Linked DNA regions of Mus musculus: region 1 is linked to region 2. Evidence: chromatin loops called from intact Hi-C (ENCODE). Cell type or tissue: left cerebral cortex. All regions are shown on one strand. Each heading gives the region's core, and the rest is flanking DNA. Links, peaks and the distances in the headings are about the cores only.

The links. A loop is a pair of places that touch in the nucleus more often than their neighbours do. Peaks named below come from ENCODE experiments on the same cell type or tissue, not always from the same donor. Only the 100,000 strongest peaks of a DNase experiment are listed, where the experiment ranks them.
Region 1: a loop joins it to region 2, with 2.7 times the contacts of the local background. A loop is called at or near these places in 2 of 42 quality-filtered maps.

What each region holds. Positions count from the first base shown.
Region 1 is chr15:39,749,158-39,756,804 of GRCm38, forward strand. Dcstamp (dendrocyte expressed seven transmembrane protein) reads left to right here. Exons shown (of 4, transcript NM_029422.4): 2 at 5,027-6,068. The coding sequence starts at 5,040. Among named protein-coding and RNA genes, the nearest start is that of Dcstamp, 7.1 kb to the left of the region's middle. In left cerebral cortex, for the core only: no CTCF peak of the experiment used is centred there; a DNase peak (open chromatin) is centred at 4,034.
Region 2 is chr15:39,811,012-39,818,658 of GRCm38, forward strand. All of the region lies in intron 7 of Dpys (dihydropyrimidinase), which reads right to left. Gm16291 (predicted gene 16291) reads left to right here. Exons shown (of 3, transcript NR_045788.1): 3 at 1-1,366. Among named protein-coding and RNA genes, the nearest start is that of Gm16291, 18 kb to the left of the region's middle. In left cerebral cortex, for the core only: no CTCF peak of the experiment used is centred there; DNase peaks (open chromatin) are centred at 2,928, 3,429 and 5,353; H3K4me3 peaks cover 118 bases; H3K27ac peaks cover 1,998 bases.

The DNA.
Region 1 (7,647 bases), core at 1,163-6,162, 62 kb before region 2:
GCAACCAATATCACAAACACCTGGCAGTGAGGTGCAGCAATGGGCACACACCTGGTCAGAACATTGGCAGACACACAGGTTTGAGGAACATTGTGCACCTCTATTTTTCTAAATCAGTGAAGCTAGTTCTACTAACAATGAAATCTATTTTGCCAATTTCAGGGCTTCTGTGACCTTTTACATCCTGTCAGGATCTTTCATTCTGACCATGGCATGCACACAAGGAATTTTTACTCTGGGAAAGAAATAGCTCATTTTGTTTGATTTTCTGCTACTTGGAAAGGAGAGAATCAGGGTATCTAGCAGAATGGTGGGACCCACACTGAAGCAAGAAGAGGTCACTGAAGTTGACTGTACCAGGAGAATGGAACAACTGGCTTTCCACTCAGACTTTCATGAATGTGAGTGTCCAAGCACAAGACCAGAAAATAGAAAGTCTTAATTTTCTATAGAAGCACATGATAGTCTGGAAGTATGGTGCATGATGGTCTGGAAGTGTGATGCATGCTGGTCTGGAGGTGCAATGCATGATAGTCTGGAAGTGTGTTGCATGCTGGTCTGGAGGTGCAATGCATGATGGTCTGGAAGTGTGATGCATGCTGGTCTGGAAGTGTGGTGCATGTTCGTCTGGAAGTGTGATGCATGATGGTCTGGAGGTGCGATGCATGATGGTCTGGAAGTGTGATGCATGATGGTCTGGAAGTGTGATGCATGATGGTCTGGAAGTGTGGTGCATGATGGTCTGGAGGTGCGATGCATGATGGTCTGGAAGTGTGGTGCATGTTCGTCTGGAAGTGTGATGCATGATGGTCTGGAAGTGTGGTGCATGATGGTCTGGAAGTGTGGTGCATGATAGTCTGGAAGTGTGTTGCATGCTGGTCTGGAGGTGCAATGCATGATGGTCTGCAAGTGTGATGCATGCTGGTCTGGAAGTGTGGTGCATGTTCATCTGGAAGTGTGATGCATGATGGTCTGGAAGTGTGATGCATGATGGTCTGGAAGTGTGGTGCATGATGGTCTGGAAGTGTGATGCATGATGGTCTGGAAGTGTGGTGCATGATGGTCTGGAGGTGCGATGCATGATGGTCTGGAAGTGTGATGCATGATGGTCTGGAAGTGTGATGCATGATGGTCTGGAAGTGTGGAGCATGATGGTCTGGAGGTGCAATGCATGATGGTCTGGAAGTTCTATGCACAATGTTCTGGAAGTGTGATGCTCACTGTCCTGGAAGTGTGCTACATTGTCAGGACACATCATCTCTAGGTAACGGCAATGTGTCTAGAGAAGTTTTTCTTCTTAAGTTACAATAAGAGGGATCAAGCAGATCATCTACATTAGGGAAAATGATAAGCTGAGGGTGGGAAGAAATCAAAGCCACACTTGGGAGTAAGGGAGGGGCAGATTCAAGGTCAGGGCTCAGCTAAGTCCCTTGAGCTGCACACTGAGAGAATGCCTCCTGTCTTTCTCCCTGAAGGTTTGGTGTCTTTAGGTGACATCTTGTTCTCAAAGTCAAGGGTGGAACTGTTGCTTGTTGAGTAAACATGTACCTCTTACAGAATGAAATTGCAGCCATAGATCTCATTTAATTGATATTAGATTTTATTGTAGAATACTCAAACTTTAATGTGGCTATAAATCTGTTTCATACTTGTGGAGGAATATCTGTATTAAGAACATGCTGTACAAGGAAAAAGGCAAGAGAAGGAAGAAATGAGCCTACAATATACATTATTAATACTTCAGCAGACAAGAAAAATTGGGACCTTATAGAGGAAATTAGAAAAAAAATGAAACTGGGTATTCTCATTTGTATAAAGATGAATCTGCCGATTGGAGACATCCTAACTTCAGAGGGTTGACCTTTCAGATAAAGGAGAGACAACCTAAACTAATAGACAGTGGAAATGGACCTGTAATACTAGGATCAGCTCTTGAGCAGTCGCTGGCAGTAAAGGTGGCTTGTTTCCAGGAGGAACAGGCTCAGACAGCAGTGTCCTGTTCCCTAACCCAGAGTTGTGAAATCTAGGCAGGACGAAGAGGTGATGGCTCGCTGGAGGCTCGATACAGCTTGCTGTGAATTCCACTGTATGGCCCACTCTGCGTGAAGACTGGCAAGTTTCAGCAAAGGCTCATAGCTTCAGCTTCCCCTGCATAAGATGCAAAGCACATTTGAAGCAGGGGATGTGGAGGCTTCTTGCAAAGTGCCCTTGATGTAATAGATAATTAGTACTTACTTAGATATCAGTCAGTCAGATAACAGCAAGAGGTCAAATCCTAAAGCTCTAAAATTGATGGCAAAGAACGTGCATAGGTCTGTCTAAGGAGAGACAGTTCCTACCTACCCACAGCCCACTATCCACTAAGCCCTCCAGGGCAGGGGCAGCGGGAAAGTTGCAGGAGCACAGACCCATTGGTGATATTGGCTCTCTCTTCCCTGGGTACCAGGTGCAAGCATTGCTCATGGACTGAGAAATGACACAGCTCTCAGGAATAGAGAGCTGGTCCTTTATGGTCTCCACCCTGATCTCCTCTCTAATTCCCCTTCCTTCTGATGCAAGAAGAGCCTCCTGTGGAGCATCCTTATTAAACAATATTTTACGTGTGCGTGTGCGTGTGTGTGTGTGTGAGAGAGAGAGAGAGAGAGAGAGAGAGAGAGAGAGAGAGAGAGAGAGAGATGGGAGTTGGATACCTATGCTACACATTGCTATGCAGAGGTCATAGGGCAAGTCTGTGGAGTTTATTCTGCCCTTCCACTTTTATTTATGTGGGTTTCAGCTATCAAAATTCAGGTATTCAGGTGTCTTAGGGTTTCCATTGTGGAGAAAAACACCATGTTCAAAAGGAACTCGGGGGTGGGGTGGGGGGAAATGGCTTATTGCAGCTCACAAATGACAGTTCATCTTGAAGTAGGGCAGGGCAGGAACTGAAGCAGAGTTCATGGAAGAGTGCTGCTTCCTGGCTTTCTTCTGTGGTTTGCTCAGCCTGCTTTCTTCTTATACCACTCAGGATCACTGTCCACAGTGGCACTGCCTCTTTCAGGAATTAGGTGCACTCGTATCAATCATTAATTAATAAAAATGCCCTATAGGATTGCCCACAGGTCAATCTGATAGGGGTGTTTTCTCAACTGAGGTCCCTCTTCCCAAATGACTCTGGCCCGTGTCAAGCTGACAAAAACAAAAACAAAACAAAACAAAAACAAAAATAAAAATACAACAACAACAATTGCAAACCACCGGCTGACCAAGTCTGTTACCTGATGAGCCATCTTGCCTGCTCCACATGTTTGGGATATTGATTTCTGTGAAGCTAGTGTACATGACAATGACCCTTGTAGGGTGAGTTTGCAGTGCCTGAAGAGGCTCATGATTTGAACCTTAGTCTCCAGATAGACACACTATTTTGAGAGGCTATGGACAGTGGGTGGAGCTGTGCATGAGAAAGCAGACGACTGGGGAAGAGTTCTTGGGGGCACGTTAGCCCTGCTCACTTCTTTCTCTAACTTCTGTCTGCCTGGTGTAACAGCTCTCCTCTGCAACCCCTTCCTAGTTCCCTGATGTTCTGCTCAAAATCCTGGGCCCAAACAACCCTGGACTGAAGTCACCCAGCCCTGCACTAAAATCCCCTACCAAGTTGATTCTGTCAGGAATTGTGATGCAGCAGTTTTGTTTTTGTTTGTTTGTTTGTTGTCTGTTTTTTTTAAAGCAATGGATAATGCCTGTCTTCAACATAAGAGTTTTCTCCACATTTATTTTCTGCTAGGATCCATTCCTGAACCGGAAATTTACAGGTGTTTACTCCTAAGGTGCCTGCTTCCTCCGCCTTAATTCTGCCTTTTGCTAACTCCACTCAGCCTGAGCACAGAATCAGATCTTGACGTCTGGTTTCTAATTCATACCCTGTAGCCACCACCTACATTCATCTCTACCACATCCAGTGTAACACACTGGTTCTCGCAGAGTTAAGCTGTGCCATAGATCCTATACCATAATACTTCCATGAAAATGAATACATTTGAGGGTGTTTAAAGACTGCAGTGTCTCCCATTCAATCTTATACATATGGTACAGTGTTTGTTGGTATTTTTATGTCAGTTGGGAGTTACACTTACAAGATACAATCTCGCTGGCTTTAAGATGGAAGGAGGAGCTATGATCCAGAGAATGCATGCTCTCATCCCCAACCCCCCAAGGAGCTGGCACAGGAAAGTAACCCAGTTCTCCTCCTGGTCCTCCAGAAGGATCATAGCTCTAGGGACCCGTTTTAGACTCTAAGAATAAATGGGTGTTTCTTTGATCTAGTGAGTCTGTGATAGTTTGTTAACATGTTAAAGGGACACTAATTACCACAGTTCAGCAGATGGTAAGGCTACACTAGAGCATGAAGAATTGAGCCATCGTCCCAAGGCTGGTATGAACACATTGCTGCCACATTTAATTAGCTAAATCATGAGACCAACTTAGACCCAAAGATGCAGAAACACACCTTACCTTCAGTTGTTACTGTTGTCATTTGCTTGTTTGATCGGTTTTATTTTGAGGCAGGGTTTCTCTGTGTAGCCCTGGCTGCTCTGGAACTCACTCTATAAGCCAGGCTGACCTCAAACTCAGAGACTTGCCTGCCTCTGCCTCTCAAGTGTTGGGATGAAAGTGCAGTGCAGCATCACCTTCTGGCATCACCTCACATCTTGATGTATCTATTTCTCCCATTTCTTGGTGGGAGTCCCACTGGGAAGGGACAGAGGGAGGCGTGTGTGTGTGTGTGTGTGTGTGTGTGTGTGTGTGTGTGTGTGTGTGTGTGTATTTACAGCTAGTCTACCGCTATATATATTTTTTTTTTTAATTTTTTTTTATCCGAGACAGGGGCTGTCCTGGAACTCACCTTGTAGACCAGGCTGGCCTCGAACTCAGAAATCCGTCTGCCTCTTGCCTCCCAAGTGCTGGGATTAAGGGCTTACGCCACCATCGCCCTGCTACCGCTTGATTTTTAAATAACTTCTGAACTCGGTTTCTTTTTTATCTCTAGAGACACAGGGAGAATGAGGCTCTGGACCTTGGGCACCAGTATTTTCCTGAGGCTTTGGGGGACTTATGTGTTTCCACGAAGCCCTAGCTGGCTGGACTTCATCCAGCATTTGGGAGTCTGTTGCTTTGTGGCCTTCCTTTCGGTGAGCCTCTTCTCTGCAGCCTTTTACTGGATCCTGCCACCCGTTGCCCTGCTCTCTTCTGTCTGGATGATCACCTGTGTTTTCCTATGCTGTTCCAAGCGCGCACGATGCTTCATTCTTCTGGCCGTTCTGTCGTGTGGCCTCCGTGAAGGTAGGAACGCTTTGATTGCGGCTGGCACTGGGGTAGTGATCTTTGGACATGTGGAAAATATTTTTTATAACTTCAGAGGTCTCCTAGACAGCATGACTTGCAACCTAAGGGCAAAGAGCTTTTCAGTACATTTCCCACTTTTAAAACGGTATACTGAAGCCATCCAGTGGATTTACGGCCTTGCCACTCCGCTGAATCTATTTGATGACCTTGTTTCTTGGAACCAGACTCTGGTGGTCTCTCTTTTTAGTCCCAGCCATGCCCTGGAGGCTCATATGAATGACACTAGAGGAGAAGTCCTGGGAGTCCTGCACCATATGGTGGTCACGACAGAGCTGTTGACTTCCGTGGGCCAGAAGTTGCTTGCCCTTGCCGGGCTTCTGCTCATCCTAGTCAGCACTGGCCTCTTCCTGAAGCGATTCCTGGGCCCTTGTGGCTGGAAGTATGAGAATGTCTACATCACCAAACAATTTGTTCGGTTTGATGAAAAGGAGAGGCACCAACAGCGGCCCTGTGTCCTCCCGCTGAATAAGAAGGAAAGGAAGAAATATGTCATCGTCCCATCTTTGCAGCTGACTCCTAAGGAGAAGAAAACCCTTGGGCTGTTCTTCCTTCCTGTCCTGACCTATCTCTACATGTGGGTGCTGTTTGCCGCTGTGGACTATCTGCTGTATCGGCTCATCTCCTCCATGAACAAACAGTTCCAAAGCTTGCCAGGGCTGGAAGTTCACTTGAAACTACGTGGAGAGGTAGGGGCTCACAAGCACTTCCCATAGGGTAATGGGGCTTTTTATTGGTGTGCCTTGCAAAAATGCTGGGACTAAGCCAGTCAGTGTCTTCAGATTGGTGGTGCCTGGCACCCAGAAGGATTCCAATATTATGGGCTAAATTAGGTCCCAGAGTTAAAATATAATGCTATATTATTTTTCTCTGGCTATTATAACTAATGGTCATAGGGTGGGTGTCTTAAAACAGCATACATTTATTCTCTTTTAGTTCAAAAGCAAGAAGCCTAGATCAGTATCGTTGGGCTGAAATCCAAACCCTTTGGCATGGGCATCTCCTTCCAGAAAGCCGTTCACGCTGCTGCGTCATCTGGTTTTATTTGGCCAGCAGTGTTACTTGGCTTGTGGCGGCATCACATGTATCTCTCTGTGCGTGGAAAAAATAGCTATGTCCCTCTCAAAACAGGCTCATGGTCACATTAGGGTGCACCAAGACAACTTCTCCATCTCGAAGCGTCTGGTGTAAAGTTATCCACTTTGCTTGGATTAGAGTGAATTTTTCAGCTCCCGTCCCACTGCAACGCCGCTGTGCAGCCAGGCTGAGAACCCTTTCCTAATCCTACCACCCAGAGAACATCCGGAACTCCAACCTCAGTATCCTCCAGAAGATTCTGTGAGAACCCTAATCACCCCAAGACTTTGTCTTCCTCGGACCCAGCGCTCCTGATTCGTGTGTGGGAACTCTGTCTTCCCTTTAGCTTCTCTCTCCCCTTGGCGGCCATAAGCCAGCAGAGAATGCTGGGGTTACATCATATCTTTTTTTTCTTTGTCCCATTTTGCCTGTAACATTTCACAGGATCTGGAAAATATCAGACACTTGCCTGTTTTTATAACATTGATAATTATAGAGCTGATCCAGGTGGAAGGAGGGGGAGGGGTACTTGCTGGGGTTAAGTACCCTACAGGCCACTTCCTCCACATGTCTGACTCGTCTCCTCTCTATCAAGATGCTGGGGAGAAGGGCCACTCTAAACCCCACTCTCCCGTTCTCTGCTTCTGGGGGCCTCAAGTTCCTCTGCCCTTCCCCTTCCTCTGGTTCGGCACACCAAGTCTCAGGGCTCTTGCCCTCCAGATCCTGAGTTGCTTCTTAGAGGTGATTACTCTGAGCTCTCTGCTGTCCCTGAAGAATTCACTTAATTATCAGGTTCCCTGTTGCTCTAGATATTTGGAATGGGCAGATAATGGAAGACATGCTTCAAATGATGCTAAATAAAAAGCCTGGAAGCAAAAGGCCTCTCTCCACCTCGCTCTCCTCCACCCTCCACCTCACTCCCCTCCCCTCATTTCACTCCCCCCCCATCTTAACTCCCCACCTCAGTCTTCCTGTTTTCTCTCTTGTCCCCATTTCTCTTCTGATTCTCTCATGTATTTCTGTCTCTGCCAGTATAAAACATCCATGCCTGTTTGGTGAATTTTCACTGATTTAAACTGGAGTGTGCGTGTTTGTGTGTGTGTGTGCCTATGTGTGTGTCTATGTATGTCTGTGTGTGTTTGTATTCATGTGTACAAGTGTATTTCTCTGTGTGTGTCTCTGTGTCTGTGT
Region 2 (7,647 bases), core at 927-5,926:
GGATCTCTGCCTTGTCTCAGCCAAGTGAACTCTTACAGCCAAGGACAGACATGCAATCTGGTGCCCAGGAGCATAGGGAAGAAACCTTGGTCTTGCTTGAATCAAGAGTCTCAGTTTATATGTACCAAGAGTGAGGAGCTAAAGGGTCAGTGTGGGTGTTGGCCCAGGATATAAATGTCTATAATCAAAGAACTTAGATTTACAGAAAGCAGTTTTACATGTCTTGGGTGTGAGACAATATTTTGAGGATTCACTGTGTAATTAGAACAACAAAATAGATACAGAGTCCAGTCTAAAGGTGAATGTTTGCATCACCAGGGTCAGGAGAAGGGTTTGAACTCTCCAGGTCTCCAGGTTCAGCTTCTGGCCTGATTGATAAGGGCAGGTAGGAACTACAATTCAAAAGGCAAAGATTGGCATATGTCCCCACTGTGTGCTATACATGCCTACTCTGTGTATGAAGTTTCTGTATCTTTATTTGTCCCCTAGTTTCCAAGCCCCTGGTGTCTGTGTTTTATTTATTTATAATTTTATCTGTACTCAGTGTGCTTGTTTGGGGCTATTTTATTTTCTTGCTATTGCTTGGCATTGAGCCTGGGACATCATGTATCCGAGGCAAATGCTCTACCAGGATGCCACAGCCTCTGCCCTTGTTTTTGGTTTCTTTGAAATGGGTTGGGCCCTGTTGTCCAGGTAATCTCAAACTCCTTTTATACTCTGCCTCCCAAGTAGCCTGGACCATGGCTGTTCAACACAGTTGGCTGCCTAGATGTTCTCAGAGACCATGAAGCACAGCTCCTGGCCATGTGCTGTGCAAAGGCTAGACACAATGACGACAAGGATGGTGTCTTGAGTTAATGGGTGTCTTTTTGTCTGTCTCTGTCTTCCCTCCACCATTAAGCATTGCCTTTTCTCCTTTAGCTATAGAGACTCTTTATCTTGCTCTATATTAACTGTGAGATGTGAGCTTTTGGTATATTTTCTCATTTCAATTCAGCACAGATAGGCGCCAGACATTCACATGGGTTTAGAAGCCATGGATCATGGTTTGAATCTGAAATTTCCTCTACAAGCTCATGTCTTGAATATTTTTTTCCAATGTTTGAATAGTGGCACTGTTTGGGGGAGATGGGGGAACCTTTTGGTGGCAGGACCTGGCTCACAGCAGTAGGCCAGTAGGGGCCCAGCCCTTAAGTGTTACAGCCTGGCTGCTGGTTCTTTCCTCTCTGCTCTCTGTTCCACAGTGATGTAGACAGTCTATGGCAGACATTGCTGCTTCTGGGAGCTGGGCTGCTTGGCCATGTCTTCCTCTCCATGACAAGGACTCCCTAAAACTGTGAGCCAAAATAAATTCTCTCACCCCTGTTTCCATCTTGCATTCTGGTCACGGAGATTTAAAAAGCTAACTAATATGCTATGCCTTGGTGTTTCTTATTGAACCATCACAGTTACTCTTAACCTCATTGTTCCAGTTTTGAATGAAGAGAAATTTAGAAAACTTTAAAAAGAAACAAAACAGGGTTTGAGGCAAAAACCAGAAGGTTCAACCTCTTTGCCGATCCTGCTTTTACAATTGGGTAGAAAAATTGGGGTTAGGCCTCATGACTTTGCCCTTCTGCTTAGTGTGTCGACCATTGGAAGGGCCAGTCTATTGGCCTACATGATGGAATGAGTGAGCAAAGGACACATGACAATAGAGGAGAAGGAAATGTCTGTGTTCAGACAGCACTGGGCTTTCAAGGACTAAATAAGCAAAGATGGGTGAGGCCTTCTGCCTCTAGGGCCAACTGTGCTACAGTCTGTAAAGTTTATTTAGTTCTTTGAGTCTAAACCAGAATTTCTCAAACCTCAGTGTGTCTCTGAACCCCTGTAGGTCATGTTAAAATATGACTGTTTCACGAAGAAGCTGGTGTGGGATAGGGCTTGAGAATTCACACTTGGAATAAATCCCCAGTGATGGCATGGTTAGTCAAGGGACCTCTCCTCTGTAAAATAAATAAATAAATAAACAAACAAACAAACAAACAGGAAAAAATGAACATAGCAAACAAAAATCTTAAATTGTAAATTTTGGTGTCTCGTTCAAGCCATTGGGAAAACAAGCAAGCAAACAAACAAAAGGCCTTTCCCTAAAATACTTAATCTCCAACTCTCACTGCCATGTGACCATTTCTTAGAGGGAGTGGTCTGTGTTTGCTGGGCTTTCTCCAAAGCCTCTTGTAGGCAGCCATGACTCATCCTGCACACTGCAAGTATAAGGTCCCTAGGATTCCCATTAAGTACTGCCATCAAATTTCCCTCAGTCCCGTTGAACTCCTTTTTGTTTCCTCTGTAACCTAGAACCTGTGTTGTCAGGGTGACTAGCTAGAACTAAGAGTGGAATAAGCCACCATAATGCACAGGCCGGTGATGACTCTCTAGCCATTGACTGTAGAACGTGGCTTTTATCAGGGCAGCCTTAGAGATGACAACAGAAACGCCTGGTATTCATTTCTTCTTCTTTTTTTTTAACTGAAAGGGAAAAACTATAAAATGTAGACCTTGAGATGGGTCCAAGAGCTGGTAAACAATGTTCAGAGGGGAGAACATACACACACACACACACACACACACACACACACTCCTAAAAGCACATATTTACTTTTAGTAGTCCAAGGCTACTAAAACCTGGTTCATTCACTCAGCAAATAATTATTGATTATTTTCCTGGAACTGTCCTGGCGACGAGGCCAAAAGGAAGCCCTGAAAACACCAGTGTGCACTGGGTGGGAAGGAAACGAGACAGTAGCTTAGCTGAGCTTGTGCCTCTTACACAGCCTCTCTTGGACCTTATGCTTTGGCCTGGTTTTAATGCTGAACACAAACCCTGCTTGCTCTGGCAAAGAGAACCTCTCAGGATTGGCTGGTCCCTGAAAGTCACCTCTGACCTGCTTCGCTTTCATCTCGTGGAGAACAGTTCAGCCGTTGCTAAGGAGGTCCTCAGAACAGTTCAGCCGTTGCTAAGGAGGTCCTCAGAAATCATTTCTAGTTCCCTTGAAAGGTTCAGTTGCATAAGAACATGTTTAAATAAATAACATGCACTACATGGTGGTTAATATTTTACCCCTGTGTGTTATCAAAGAGCTAGACTTTCTCTTCATGAACCGTCCAAACTTAATAAGCAACTGTCTGACAAAGGCCATAAAATAATCTTAGGTGGTTTGTTTGAGTAGTTTCTCTCCAAATCATTTTTAAGGGATATCAACTCTTGGGAGCACCCGATTCCACCAGGCTGTCGTAGCCAGAAAGAAGCCTGAGAGTGTCTCAGTTTCCGTCTTTCTTGGTAAAAACTGGGCGTGTCTATGAGACAGGAGATGCCTTAAGTGAAGTATCACTTTCTTACACTCATCCAGTTCTTGCCTGAATGAAGCCATTATGCAATGAGCTCTGATTGACAGCTATGGCTAGCCACGGCTCCCACCCATTCCACACACTGGCCCCTGCTGGTGCGTGGGCACTGCTGTGTACCAAGTACTGTGAGCATTACGTATACGCTGAGGATTTGTGTACAGCGTCCTTATGACAGCAATGTTGCAAAACAAAAAAATAATGCTGTTCCTTTTAACCAAGTAGCACTCTCAAAGCCACAACCAGCTCAGAAAAGACAAAGTTGTTAGCTTCAAACCTTTTCAAAGAAAAGTTTTAATAAAAAGGTTTCTTCTCCCACCAGGGTATTACTACCCCAATGCCTGAATAACAGGCTGGATTTCGTGTGGATTAATAACAATAAAAAAATAACGCTCATACCTCAACATCTCTATAATTATCATCCACCAAGAAATTGTCCTGGGAGCATACACATCTGTAGTAAGAACTGTGTGGAGGATGCTCCTCCAACTGTGCAGACCCACCTGTGGGTCCCAACACCATGCTGCATCATGACAACGCAGCAAGGACATCATGGTGTAACCATCGTTTCTACGTAGGCACCTGCACAAGCCCTGAGTGCACATTGCTCTTCTCTACCACATGAACTGGGACAACTGAGCTTTGGGGCCTGGGAGAACAGTTCTTTACAGAGTCTGTCAGCACTGGTGTGAAAAGCTAATCTTTATGCTGACCAGCTTTTCAAAACAATCACAGACTGTGTGTGTGTGTGTGTGTGTGTGTGTGTGTGTGTGTGTGTGTAGTGTGTATGCTTGTGTGAGTACTTGTGTGTGTGTGTGTGTGTGTGCTTATGTGTATGGTGTGTGTGTGTGTGTGTGCTTGTGTGTGTGGTGTGTGTGTGGTGTGTAAATGCTTGTGTGTATGCTTGTGTGTGTGCTTGAGTGTGTGGAGTGTGTATGCTTGTGTGTGTGCTGTGTGCGTGGTGTGTATGTGGTGTGTGTGTGTGGTATGTGTGCTTGTGTGTGTGGTGTGTTGTGGTGTGTGTATGCTTATGTGTGTGCTTGTGTGTGGTGTGTGTGTGTGCTTCTCTCTGTGTGTGTACGCTTATGTGTGTGGTATATGTGTGGTGTGTGTGTGTGTGTGTGGTGTGTGTATGCTTGTGTGTGTGCTTGTGTGTGTGCTTGTCTGTGTTTGGTGTGTGTGTGCTTGTGTGTGTGGTGTGTGTATGCTTGTGTGTGTGGTGTGTGTATGCTTGTGTGTGTGCTTGTGTGTGTACTTAGGTGTGCTTATGTATGTGCTTGTGCATGTGTGTGTGGTGTGTGTGCACTCTCATGTGTATGCATATACTTCTTTGGAGGAAGAAGACAAGAATTACAGTTCAGAAATTAGATAGCACACAATGAGTTATCTAGTTTTCTCCAAGGAAAATGCCAAGCGGTCTCTTTGAAGCTCTCCCTGATGATATGACCCTATGTACACACCCTAAGCTTCACTGTTTGGTTCATGATGCTTTTTACTCCCTATTGCTCCATGTCCCTTAGAGAACCATCCCTCTCCTGCTCAATTTCATACAAAGGTTCCTAGGCAGAACCCAGGGGCACATTCATAATCTTCAAGTCATTACTCTTCACTGAATACAAAGTTAAATTCGTTTATCTCTATCTACACTGAGAAAAGGACGGAAATTAAGCAGGAGAGGCAGCACAATGCCTTCCAGAATGGTGAATGCAAGGTCAAAGCTTGCTGTAATTGAGTTTAAAAAAAATAATAAACCCCAAATAACTGGAAACAAAAATATGCCTCCTCTGCAGAATACAGAGCGGCTAGAAGTCTTCATCAAATGTTTCAATGCACACAGTAGTCAGCTGTGCTGGTATGCTTGAGATGCTGTGAGATGCCCTGTAGCTCATAAATACAGAAAAGGGACAGTTTCCATAGTAACTAAGTGCTCTTTAATGAATACCAAAGAACCAGAGCTCAAAGGAGAGCCTTAAATTGCCAGACCACGAGTTGCTGCTGCTCCTGCAGACCTGCAGGCAGCTCACATTCCCCTTTCTCTGATCAGAGTTTTAACAGGTTGGCCATTTTGACTGATCTCTGTTTCAACCATATGACACCTTAAAATTCTGTTTCAATATCACATGAAACCCACACTCTTGATTTCTTCTCTATAAGCTAAGTACCAGAATATTCTACCCCAAAAAAGGCCAAACAACTAGATAAAGGGCTATGTCCTTAACTCTAAAGCTTTGACCGGAGCAGTGAAGCACAGGGCACACACTTCTGTCACAAGAGATAGACACAGGCTCAATGAGCTGTCAAACTGAATACAGGGGACTCTTCATTTCCAAAGCAGAAAAAAAAAAGTTGATAATGTTCTCTTTGCACTAAATGCAGCCTTTTTTTTTTTTTAAATGTGCAATGACACAGAGGAGGTATTGCAGTTGGTTTTGCAGGGACTTTTTCTTTACAGGCTTGTTATGTCTAAGGTCATCTTTCATCAGGATTTCCTACCTTTCCCCTCATACGCCCACTCCCAGTCCTCTCTCGAGATCCATCAGCACACTGATGTCAGTGCCTCACTCTTGGAACCATGCAGCTTCTATAGATTTACAAAACAAGCAGCAGAAGGAGAAAAGTGTGGATGCCCGGCTTTTCTTTCTCCTGACCTCCTTTGGTGACATTAATGAAACCCGGTTTTAGGGCAGCAGGCTATGTGGCAAGCACACTGTTTTCTACGTGCCGTTAATAACCAACAGGAATAACAAACACACAGAAACATCTAGGTACCATGTAGCCCCCAGAGCGTTAGCAATCGCTTCCTCTCTCAGGAGGCTGCCTCCTTACATAACCAGCAGATCGGGCAGCCCAGTGCGGGTTGTGGGCGCCCCCTTCAGGATATGGGATTCAATGCACATTGCCGTCTTCTGTCATTTATGCTAAAAGCATTTGAGGAATTTTGCAGTAAAACATCTAGTGTCTAATTATATGTTAAAACAGAAATCATATATAACACTGGACTGTAACTAATGTTAAAATCACCATCGTAGGATAAATCCATTTCTTCCCTTGATTAAATAATTCTTTTCCACAAGGCTAACTTTGTGAACATTCAGCTCAGTCTATGACAGACACAATTCACATTGGAGGCCATCTGGCTGCCTTCTCTTCTTTCTTCAGGCAGCCTGGACGCCTGCTCCTCCCCCGTGCTTGAGTTTACTCTGCCTCAGCTTCAGTTCGACTCTCGGGTACGGATCCTCTGCCCACTCTCATCCCACGTGACGTGACAGTACACCTCCCTCTGGCCTCATGCAGGACCGCTCTGCTCTGAACCTCTCAAACAGTATTTTTGTTTGTTTGTTTTTTGTTTTTCGAGCCAGGGTTTCTCTGTATAGCCCTGGCTGTCCTGGAACTCACTTTGTAGACCAGGCTGTCCTCGAACTCAGAAATCCTCCTGCCTCTGTCTTCCGAGTGCTGGGATTAAAGTCGTGTGCCACCACGCCCGGCTTCATTTTTTTAAAATTTTTTATTAGGTATTTTCTTCATTTACATTTCAAATGCTATCCCAAAAGTCCCCTATACCCCTCCCCCCCCCACCCTGCTCCCCTACCCACTCACTTCCACTTCTTGGCCCTGGCGTTCCCCTGTGCTGGGGCATATAAAGTTTGCAAGACCAAGGGGCCTCTCCTCCCAATGATGGCCAACTAGGCCATCTTCTTCTACATATGCAACTAGAGACACAACAATGAGAGGTACTGGTTAGTTCACATTGTTGTTCCTCCTATAGGGTTGCAGACCCCTTCAGCTCCTTGGGTACTTTCTCTAGCTCCTCCATTGGGGGTCCTGTGTTCCATCCAATAGATGACTGTGAGCATCCACTTCTGTATTTGCCAGGCACTGGCATAGCCTCACAGGAGACAGCTATATCAGGGTCCTGTCAGCAAAATCTTGCTGGCATATGCAATAGTGTCTGGGTTTGGTGGCTGTCAAACGGTATTTTTAACACATCCCTTCTGAGAGTAAACTATCTCATCTTATATTCCCTCTCCTCTTCCTGGACCAAAGGAAGGACCAGTATAGCCTGGACTCTCAGAACCTGTCTCCAAGGCGAAACAGCCCAGAGTGCGTTTGAGAGCACAACAGGAGAGCAGTTCTCTTCACGCTCCAGCTACTTCTGCTTGAGAAACAGCTCTCAGCCTCAGAAGTCAAAGTCTGCTTCAAGAGAACGAAAGGAGTCCAGCAGGGCATCCTCTCTCACGCTTGGAAAAATCTCATTTTTAC